2 separate regions of the Homo sapiens genome follow, and region 2 is linked to region 1. The links are chromatin contacts, found by Hi-C in ENCODE. All regions are on one chromosome and are shown on one strand. Each heading gives the region's core, a stretch centred on a gene start or an enhancer-like site at or near the end of the contact. The rest is flanking DNA. Distances are from core to core; before and after follow the strand shown. Region 1 has its middle 32 kb from the start of ZDHHC19. Region 2 holds the start of LINC01063 (long intergenic non-protein coding RNA 1063).

Region 1 (5,051 bases), core at 667-3,166:
CTCAGCCACCTGCAGAGGCTTTGACGATTGTCTCCGAAATATAATTGGGGATTAAAATTGGCACCAAGCACTCAAGTAACTAGCTGAAGGCCGCTGAGGAGATGGGCGGCAGAGCTGAGGTTTGGCCTGGGCAGTTTGCTGCAGACCTGGTTGTAAAGCCCAAGCTGCTTCCCCTGGGCACAGCTCCACCGTGCTAAGCCCAGAGTGTGCCTCTGTGAGGTCATGGCTGCCGACCTTCAGAAGACCCCTGCGACCTAAAGTTTGCTTTTATTTTGAAATAGATACTTTTTTTTTTCCTGATTTATACAAGTAAAACACGGCTGGTCGCATTGGCCCACGCCTGTAATCCCAGCACTTTGGGAGGCCGAGGTGGATGGATCACCTGAGGTGAGGAGTTCGAGACCAGCCTGGCTAACGTGGCGAGACCTTGTCTCTATTAAAAATACAAAAATTAGCTAGGTGTGGTGGCACATGCCTGTAATCCCAGCTACTTGAGAGACTGAGGCAGGAGAATTGCTTGAACCCAGGAGGCAGATGTTGCAATGAGCCAAGATCGCGCCACTGCACTCCACTCCGGGCGACAGAGCAAGATTCCATCTTAAAAAAAAAAAAAAAGTAAAACACATATATTTCAGAAATTTTTTAAAGTACAGAAAAACACAAAGAGGAAAAGTAAAATCCTCTGTAATCCCACAGCCCAGAACTAAGCACTGTTAACATCTGGGGACCTCCTTCTAGTCGTTCCTCTTGCTGTCAACATGCATATTTAGTAAAAGTCGCCATCACACCATTCTGTAATTTTTAAACAGCCTTATTGAGATCTAATTGTCTAAAATAGATATTGAAAATATACAATTTGATAAGTTCTGACATATGTATACATCTGTGAAGCCACCACTGCAATCAAGATGCTGAAGCTAAGCTGGGGGCCGTGGCTGACGTCTTGAATTCCAGTTACTCGGGGGCTGAGGCAGGAGGATTGCTTGAGGCCAGGAGTTCGAGACCAGCCTCAGCAACATAGTGAGACCCCCCCCCACCCCCCGCCCCCATCGCTTAAAAGAAAAACCAAACAAAAAGATGCTGACAATCTGTCACCCCCGAATGTCTCCTCAGGCCCCTTTGGTAACCCTTCCCTCGCTGCTCTCCCTTCCCAGTGTGGACATCCAGAACTCAGAGACTTTTGGCTAGGATCACAGGTCTGGGTAGCAGGCACCTGGCCCGGGGGCTGGCCTAAGCTCTGTCTCCTGGCCAGGATGTGCTTCAGGGAGAACCAACAATATCGCCTTGTGCAGGCCAAAGGGTGCGTTTGATTTTGTCAGTTTCCTCCGGCAGCTCAGCTAACTCCCCACGAGTCGGCTTCCTTCCCCGCAGCCCCGTCATGGAACCTTCCAGTTCGCTAAAGGGGGTTCCACCCTGAGTGGGCTCTGCAGCCTTGTCTGGGCCAGTTGCTGGGGCCCCCGTGTGGCTCGTATAATGGGTGCGTGTTGCCCCTCCAGGTGGAGTTGGAGCTGGGGCGGAGCCTGCCCGCGTGTTGGGGTGTGCAGCAGGCTGCCTTGGAGCACCTGACTCGTTTTTAGCCGCTTTTAATGGGTGTCTTTCTGCATCCTGTTACTCATGCACTTCAGTGAGCAGAGTTTCCTGAGTGTAATTTCATCTTTTCTCTATGACTCAGGGCTGTATTTGCAGCCTAATTTGCTAATGTCAGGTGGCAGATGGAGTGAACAGTGTGGGTGGACGGGGCCAGCCCCAGCAGTGCCACTGGAACTTACTTTCCTGCAAAGACCACATGCTTCAGCTGGTCTTTTTGGCTGTGTTCTCCAGCCTCCGGAGGCAGAATGGAGGTTGGGTTTCTGCCTGGCCTACTGGCAGCCTATGACGCTACCAACTGATTAGCAAATCAAAGGCCAAAGCAGCCTTCTCTTAAACGGCTTTGTCACCCTCCAGCAAATCAGCATCGCAGACTCTCTTACTTGTACATTGTTTCACAGTTCTGGACACTTTCACACGCATTTTCTCCTTTGAGCTTCAGAACGCCCCTGTGAGAAAAGCAGGCAATTGTTCCTTTCCCAGTTTAGATCTGACTACACAGCAGGCTCCAAAATCAATGCCAGGTCCATTAACGACCTGACAGGCAGAATACCAACCCTTACAAAGCGAGTATAGGATAATATCTCTTGACCTTGGGGGTACAAAGAATTTCTTGAAAGCACTAATTGTTAAGAAAAAGATGAATAAATTCTACTAATTTTAAAAGGGAAAAGAAAAAAGAAAAGCTCTGTTCATCAGAGGATGCGACGAATAAAGCTTTAGAAAGACCAATGCAGGATCAGAGTCCAGAGTACATAAAGAACTCCTAGAAATAAATAAGAAAAAAGACCAGGAAAACCCGACCAGGTGTTTTGCAAAACAGGAAATATACATTGTCCATCAACATGTAAAAGATGCTTAACTTTATTAGAAATAAAGAAAACGCAAAATAAAGCCACTAGGAAATACCATTCTATAACCATCAGATTGGCAAAGATAAAAAGAATGGCAGTTCCTTCGGGCTGGGTGTGTTGGCTCATGCCTGTAATCCCAGCAATTTGGGAGGCTGAGGCAGGAAGATCGCTTGAGCCCAGGAGTTTGAGACCACCCTGGGCAACACAGTGAGAACTCATCTCTACAAAAAGCACAAAAATTAGTCAGGCATGGTGGCACATACCTGTGGTCCCAGCTACTTGGGAGGCTGAGGCGGGAGGATCACTTGAGCCTGGGAGGACGAGGCTGCAGTGAGCCAAGATCATGCCACCATGATCCAGCCTGGGTGGCAGAGTGAGATCCTGTCTCAAAAACATTTTTTTAAAATAATAAATTAAAAAAACAAAACAAAACTGCAGGGCGGGGTGCAGTGGCTTGCGCCTGTAATCCCAGCACTTCGGGAGGCCGAGGTGGGCGGATCATGAGGTCAAGAGATTGAGACCATCCTGGCCAACATGGTTAAACCTCGTCTCTACTAAAAACACAAAAATTAGCTGGGCGTGGTGGCGGGAGCCCGTAGTCCCAGCTGCTTGGGAGGCTGAGGCAGGAGAATCGCTTGAACCCGGGAGGCAGAGGTTTCAGTGAGCCAAGATCACACCACTGCACTCCAGCCTGGGCAACAGGGTGAGACTCCATCTCTCAAAAAAAAAAAAAAAAAAAAAAAAAAGACTGGAGTTTCAAGTGTTAACAAGAATGTAGGACACAGGGAACTCTGCCTGCCCACTGGCAAGCGTGTAAGTTCCACCCCGTTGAGTAGCAATTAGACTTATCTTGATGAGTTGTTATTGCTCTGATCTGGGCTGCACAGTTAAGACTTACCTTTGCCCTCTTTGACCCAAGTGCAGCTCCACTCCTACGGCACAGTTTGCAGGGAGGTTCGGGGCAGCACAGTTTGCAATTTCAAAACAACAATAAAACCTGTAAGCAAACCATATAACTTTTCAAAGTAAAATGGATAAATTGTGGGATATCATATAATAGAACATGACAGAGAAAATGAATGAGCCTCGGCTTCACTCATTAACAAATGAATTTCAAGAACATGACATGGAATGGTGTCTTTATTTTTTGGGGCTGCTGTAACAAAGTACCGCACACTGGGTGGCTGGACAGCAGAAACGTGTTGTCTCCCAGTTCTAGGGGCGAGGAGATCAGGGTGCCGACAGGGCCACGTTCCCTGGGAAGGCGTGGGAGGAGGACCTGTTCCCCGCCTCTCTCCCGGCTTCGTCCGGAAGCCTGACTCCAGGCTTCATGTGGTGTTCTCCCTGCTGGTGGCTCTGCCTCTGTCCTGTGTTCTGCTTGTTATAAGGACACCAGTCGTATCGAATGAGGGTCCACTCTAATGAGTGCCTCTCACCTTGAGCACCTCTGTAAAGACGGTGTCTGCAAACGGGGTCACGGCTTAAAGTATTAGGGGTTAAGACTCCAACATATCTTTTTTGGAGGGACAGAATTTAATCCATAAATGTTTAAAAGTAGTAGAATACACAAAATGTGATACCATTAGCATAAAGTTTAAGGATACGTACATACATAACCGTCTAATGAAAAGGAAGGGAATGATAAAGGCTAGGTTTGGAATGTGACTCCTCTCGGGTTGAGGGAGGGAAAGGTGACTGGGGCTTCCCATGCCTGGGCATTCGTCTAGTTCTTTTTTTTTTTTTCCCCAAGACAGGGTCTCACTCTGTCGCCCAGGCTGGAGTGCAGTGGTGCGATCTCAGCTCACTGCAAGCACCGCCTCCCGGGTTCACGCCATTCTTCTGCCTCAGCCTCCCGGGTAGCTGGGACTACAGGCGCCTGCCACCACGCCCGGCTAATTTTTGTATTTTTAGTAGAGACGTGGTTTCACCGTGTTAGCCAGGATGGTCTCGATCTCCTGACCTCATGATCCGCCCGCCTCGGCCTCCCAAAGTGCTGGGATTACAGGCGTGAGCCACCGCGTCCGGCCATCTATTTCTTAAGCTCAATGGCAGATGCATAGGTTTGTTTTAATATTCTTGATAACATAAAACATACCAGTTAATGGAAAGTAGGGGGCATAGTGGGGGGTCTGCACAGTCAGCCCGGAGGATTCAACCTGGTGGTGGGTCTGGAATTTAAAAGGTATAAAAAAATTTTGTCCAGGCGCGGTGGCTCACGCCTGTAAACCCAGCACTTTGGGAGGCCGAGGCGGGCGGATCACCTGAGGTCAGGGATTTGAGACCAGCCTGGCCAACATGGCAAAAATTTGTCTCTACTAAAAATAGAAAAATTAACCAGGTGCGGTGGCACATGCCTGCAATCCCAGCTACTTGGGAGGCTGAGGCCGGAGAATCGCTTGAACCCAGGAGGTAGAGCTTGCAGTGAGCTGAGATGGTGCCACTGCACTCCAGCCTGGGCAACAGAGCGGGACTTCATCTCAAAAAATAAATAAATAGATAAAAGTTATAAAAACATTTTTAAAATAAAACATTAAAAAAACCACGTTATGGCAAAGCACGATGGCTCACACCTGTAATCTCAGCACTTTGGGAGGCTGAGATGGGTATATA
Region 2 (5,051 bases), core at 1,502-4,001, 450 kb before region 1:
CTGAGGGTGTGGGGATCTCTTTTCTTTCTTAAACTAAGCTTCATAAGAGTTTGTCACTTGTGGGACTTCTCAGCCTCCCAAGGAGATCAAAGGGAGCCTTGGCTTCTGCCCTCCACCCCGACCCCTGACTGCTTTTCCAGATGGCAACCTATTCAAGACCAGGGGAGGGGGCTACAGCTGGCCTGTGAGAGGGGACACAACTCGGTGTGCAAGGGAGCCATGGGAGGAGCCAGGGCTGCTCCCCACTCCAGACAGGTCTGTGAGAGAGGAGCACAGGGATTGCACCTAGCAGTGGAGCCATGGGGACCTGGAACTGGCGGCTCACCCCGGGCAAAATCATGGTCCTCTTGCTCCTGCCTCTGGGGTTCTCCGCTGTGCTGTGGGCTCTCAGCCGCTGGCCACAGACAGGCCCTTCACCTTGGTGGCGGAGCAGTGAGCTAGATAGAGCCTCCCCAACTTCTCCCAGCCCCCACTTCTCCAGCCCCCACTTCTCCAGCCTCCACTTCTCTAGCCCCCACTTCTCCAGACCCCACTTCTCCCAGCCCCCACTTCTCTAGCCCCCACTTCTCCCAGTCCCCACTTCTCCCAGCCCCCACTTCTCTAGCCCCCACTTCTCCCAGTCCCCACTTCTCCAGCCTCCACTTCTTCAGCCCCCACTTCTCCAGACCCCAGTTCTCCAGCCCCCACTTCTCCCAGCCCCCCCTTTCCAGCCCCCAGTTCTCCAGCCCCCAGTTCTCCTAGCCCCGACTTCTCCAGCCTCCACTTCTCCTAGCCCCCACTTCTCCAGTTCTCCAGCCCCCACTTCTCCAGCCTCAGCACATGGCAGGGAGGGGATTTCCTTTGGGGCCTTAACTGGGAATTGTTCTCTTGCCCCACGTCAGCTGGCTGCTGGGGGAGAGTGTTCAGTAGTTTCATTTCCCTCATTTGGAACGGAGTTTTTAAGAACCAAGAATTAAAACCGGAAAGAGGAGAGCCCACCGCCCACATTGGTACCACTCAACGCCTCATGATGCCCATCCTGGAAAAGCGGAGGGGTCAATGCAGAGGCTGAAGGCAGTGCGGGGGTGGGGTGGGGCTGGGGGCTCTTCCCCGCGTGTTTCTCCTCCTGGAGGAGGTGGCGGTCTCCAATCCTGAGATCAGCTCCTCTAGCTCCCTGCTGCCCATGGCCTCCCGCAGCCACTGACTCCGGTGACTGACCTCTGTGGGGACACTGCCTCTTCCTGTCCTGAAACACCGACAGTATCAACATATGATCAAAGAGTCCAGGTGGTGCAAAGATAACATGGAAGTGTCCTATCAGTGCCAGGGCGTGGAGTGGGACAGCGAGGGGAAGGGGCACCCATAACTAACCATGGTCTGGTCCAGGGCCGAAAGGACCTTGGGGAAAATGGGCACGCGGTGCTGGGAGAGTCCTGGGAGCGGGAGAGCACGAAGGGCACAGCCGCTGGGACAGTGCAGCCCAAACTTTCTGGAAGTGTGAACTGGACCCTCCTGGGGTGGGACCTGGCATGGGGTAGGACACTAGGGATCCAACAAGGAAAATAAGGCCATGCCAAGGAGGAGGCTGCAAGGGGATGGCTTTGTGGCTGACTCTGTCCAGCGTTTCCCATGGGGCGTCCCAGCTCATCTTTGCAGTTTTGCCTTCCCCCTGGACAGTGAGTCCTGCCAGGCAGGGTCTCTGGCTTGTTCACATTTGTATATATCCCCAAGAATACTTGGTCTAGCACCTTGTAGGGGCTCAGCACAGGCTAAAGTGTCATTTGCTCTAGAGCTGTTGGAGAGGTTGAGGACTTAGTCATTTGTGGTCATTGATAAGTCCTCTTTCTTTTCTTTCTTTGCTTTTTTCTTTTCTTCTTCTTCTTCTTCTTCTTTTTTTTTTTGACGGAGTTTCGCTCTTGTTGCCCAGGCTGGAGTACAGTGGCACGATCTCGGCTCACGGCAACCTCCGCCTCCTGGGTTCAAGCGATTCTCCTGCCTCAGCCTCCCAAGTATCTGGGATTGCAGGCATGTACCACCACGCCTGGCTAATTTTTGTATTTTTAGTAGAGACAAAGTTTCACCATGTTGTCCAGGGTGGTCCCGAACTCCTGACCTTAGGCGATCCGCCGGCCTCAGCCTCCCAAAGTGCTGGGATTACAGGTGTGAGCCACCGCGCCCGGCCGAGAAGTCCTTTCTCATAATTGGTGAATATAAATCCCGGAGTCCTCACCACAGGCTCCGGGCCCTGCATGATCCGGGCCCCGCTGGATTCGGCCCCTTCTCTGCTCCCTCTGACTTCACGCCCTATCACTCTGCTCCTCACTTCCTCTGCAAAAAGCCTAGCACCCTCCGGCAGCTCCTCCTTGGAGCCGGCTCTGGCTCCAAACAAAAGATACCCAAACAAAGGCAAGAAAGTGGTGAATTCCTAGAACCGGGAGGGCGCGGGCTCGGGGGCCAGCTGCAGGTTCCTGAGACGTGGGAGAGGAGGAGGAGTGAACACAGACCGCAGGCCAGTGAGTGGAGCAAGGTGCAAACTGCCAGAGAGCGGAGGCCCGGCCCGAAGACCCCAGACTCGCCTCCCGCCCACCCGCCCCCACGTGAAAAGGCACCAGATCCTAAGCGCTAACAGCGAAGGGCGGGACCGGCAGAGGGCTCCCTGCGGCGCCTCTCGAGGCGCGAGCGACCGGAAGGAAAGGCGGGAGGCTCAGCAGCGCGGCGGTGGGAGGAGCGCGCCCTTGCTGATTTCATGGAGGCCCGGGGCCGCGGGCGCTGTTCTCCTTCCTGTGCCGAGTGTGGTTTGCTATCAAGCGGTGGCAGTTCAGCCACAATCAGGGGCAGGGGGAGGGAGAGGCCCCCCGAAGAGGCAGAGGCCCTGCCTCGGCCGCCCTGAGCCTGGAAGGTGATTGGCTAGAGCGACTCCCGGCCGGGAGCGGAATGAATGGCGGGGACCGGGGCCTCTGGGTGGTGCGAGGTATGTTGGGAGGTGCGGGTTTTAATCGGCAGTTGGGCAGTTTAGCCACACGGGCCGGGGGCAGGGTGGGGCTGGCAGAGAAGGGAAGCTGGTGAGGCGGAAACAGGGAGGAGTAGGTTTTTCTTTCTTCTCACACCGGCAAACCAGAGGAAGCTTAACCTATCGGAACCAATTACTAGCATGAACCTAGCACTGAGCTCAAAGGCTGAATTTTAGACCTTTCACTGCTCCCATGCACACCCTGCCTGGTCACGGCTTCTCACCGTCTTTACCAAGATCAGTCACACCTGTGAAGCCCTGCTCATTCATCTCGCCAATTCCCTTCTACAGGACCCAGTGCCCAGACGCCACTACCCAATTCCCCCAGCCTTGGAATCTCCTCCTCTCTGCCAGGTCCTCACCACTGTGTTCTTGGCGATTTCACTAAAGATTCACCTCCTCAAAACTGGCCCCAATTAGTCCCACCCTGTTCAACCTACTATCTCCACTTAACGGCAAATGGCACCTGACACCCTCAGAAGTCAGACTCCTGGCAACTACAATTACCCAAAATACGGCAGAAAACTGTCTCGAAGCCCAGGCAACTGATTCTTGGGAGAAGCTGACTCATGCTTGGCCTCTACCTAGAGAAATAATTCATATTTAGAGCTGTGAGAATAGATAGCAAAGAGAGAGTAAGAAAAAAGATGCATAAATATGTACTAACACGTTTTTATAATTGCTTTTGTGTTCTTCCTGACAGCATCATGTTGCCTTTTAATATGGAGCATGTGCCATAGCTCTCCAGGAGAACCCCTCTGTGTCACAGCGAACCTCAGTCACTGACACTCAAAAGAAGGAATTATTTCAACTCAATAATAAACAAATAACCCTATTTTAAAATCAGCAAAGGGTGTTACCACATTTCCACAGAAGGTATACAAATGGCCAGTAATCATGTGAAAAGATGCTTGATATCATTTGTCATCAGGGAAATGCAAATCAAAACTGCAATGAGAGGCCAGGCGCTGTGGCTCACACCTGTAATCCCAGCGCTTTGGGAGGCTGAGGCAGGTGGATCGCTTGAGCCCAGGAGTTCAAACCCAGCCTGACCAACATGGTGAAACCCCGTCTCTACAAAAAAATACAAAAATTAGCCGGGCACAGTGGCCTGTGCCTGTAATCCCAGCTACTCAGGAGGCTGAGGCAGGAGACTCACTTGAACCCAGGAGGCAGAGGTTGCAGTGAGCCGAGATTGTGCCATTGCACTCCAGCCTGGGTGACGGGAGTGAAACCCTGTCTAAAAAAACCCCAAAAACAAAAACTACAATGACATATCACTTTATATGCACTAGGATGCCTAGCATCAAAAGGTCAAATAAAACAAGTATGTGGAGAAACTGCGACCCTCATACACTGCTGGTGGGAATGTAAGATGGTGCAGAAACTTTGGAAAGGAGTCTGGCAGCTCCTCAAAAGGTAAAAGCATGGAGTTATCAGGTGGCTCACAAATTCCATTCCTAGGGACCTAAAAGAAATGAAGACATGCTATACAAACACCTGAAGACATGCTATACTAACACCTGAAGCCATGCTATACTAACACCCGAACATGAATGTTCAGAACAGCATCATTCATGATTACCAAGAAGTGGAAAAAACCCAAATGTCCATCAACTAACTGACGAGTGGATACAGTATATCCATGCAGTGGAATTTCTTTTTCTCTTTCTTTCTTTCTTTTCTTTCTCTTTCTTTCTTTCTTTTTCTTTCCTTCTTTCTTTCTTTCTTCTTTCTTCTTTTTTTTTTTTTTGATGGGATCTCTTTCTGTCACCCAGGCTGGAGTTCAGTGATGCTATCTCAGCTCACTGCAACCTCCTCCTGGGCTCAAGCGATCCTCCCACCTCAGCCTCCCCAGTAGCTGGGACCACAGGTGCCTGCCACCACACCCGACTAATTTTTTGTATTTTTGGTAGAGATGGGGTTTCTGCCCAGGCTGGTCTTGAACTTCTGAGCTCAAGCGATCCACCCGCCTCAGCCTCCCAAAGTGCTGGGAATACTGGCTTGAGCCACTGCGCCCAGCTATGCAGTGGAACATTTCTCAGCCATAGAAGAGAATAAA

Evidence for each region. A loop is a pair of places that touch in the nucleus more often than their neighbours do. Pooled maps may share reads with other maps.
Region 2: a loop to region 1 is called in a pooled map, with 12 times the contacts of the local background. The contact joins the promoter of LINC01063 here to the enhancer-like site in region 1. A Hi-C loop is called at or near these places in 6 of 37 single-sample maps with no recorded cell type and 8 of 50 pooled maps.

The regions. Positions count from the first base shown.
Region 1 is chr3:196,176,441-196,181,491 of GRCh38, reverse strand. No RefSeq gene overlaps it. Among named protein-coding and RNA genes, the nearest start is that of ZDHHC19, 32 kb to the left of the region's middle. RefSeq lists an enhancer at 1,505-1,704. Within about 2 kb of position 1,916, at least 16 of the 41 ENCODE cell types and tissues checked have a DNase peak (open chromatin) inside an H3K27ac peak, as active enhancers do.
Region 2 is chr3:196,630,287-196,635,337 of GRCh38, reverse strand. It overlaps LINC01063 (long intergenic non-protein coding RNA 1063), which reads left to right and starts at 2,751. Exons shown (of 2, transcript NR_132101.1): 1 at 2,751-2,950; 2 at 3,693-3,834. RefSeq lists enhancers at 1-268, 2,329-3,083 and a silencer at 2,860-2,939.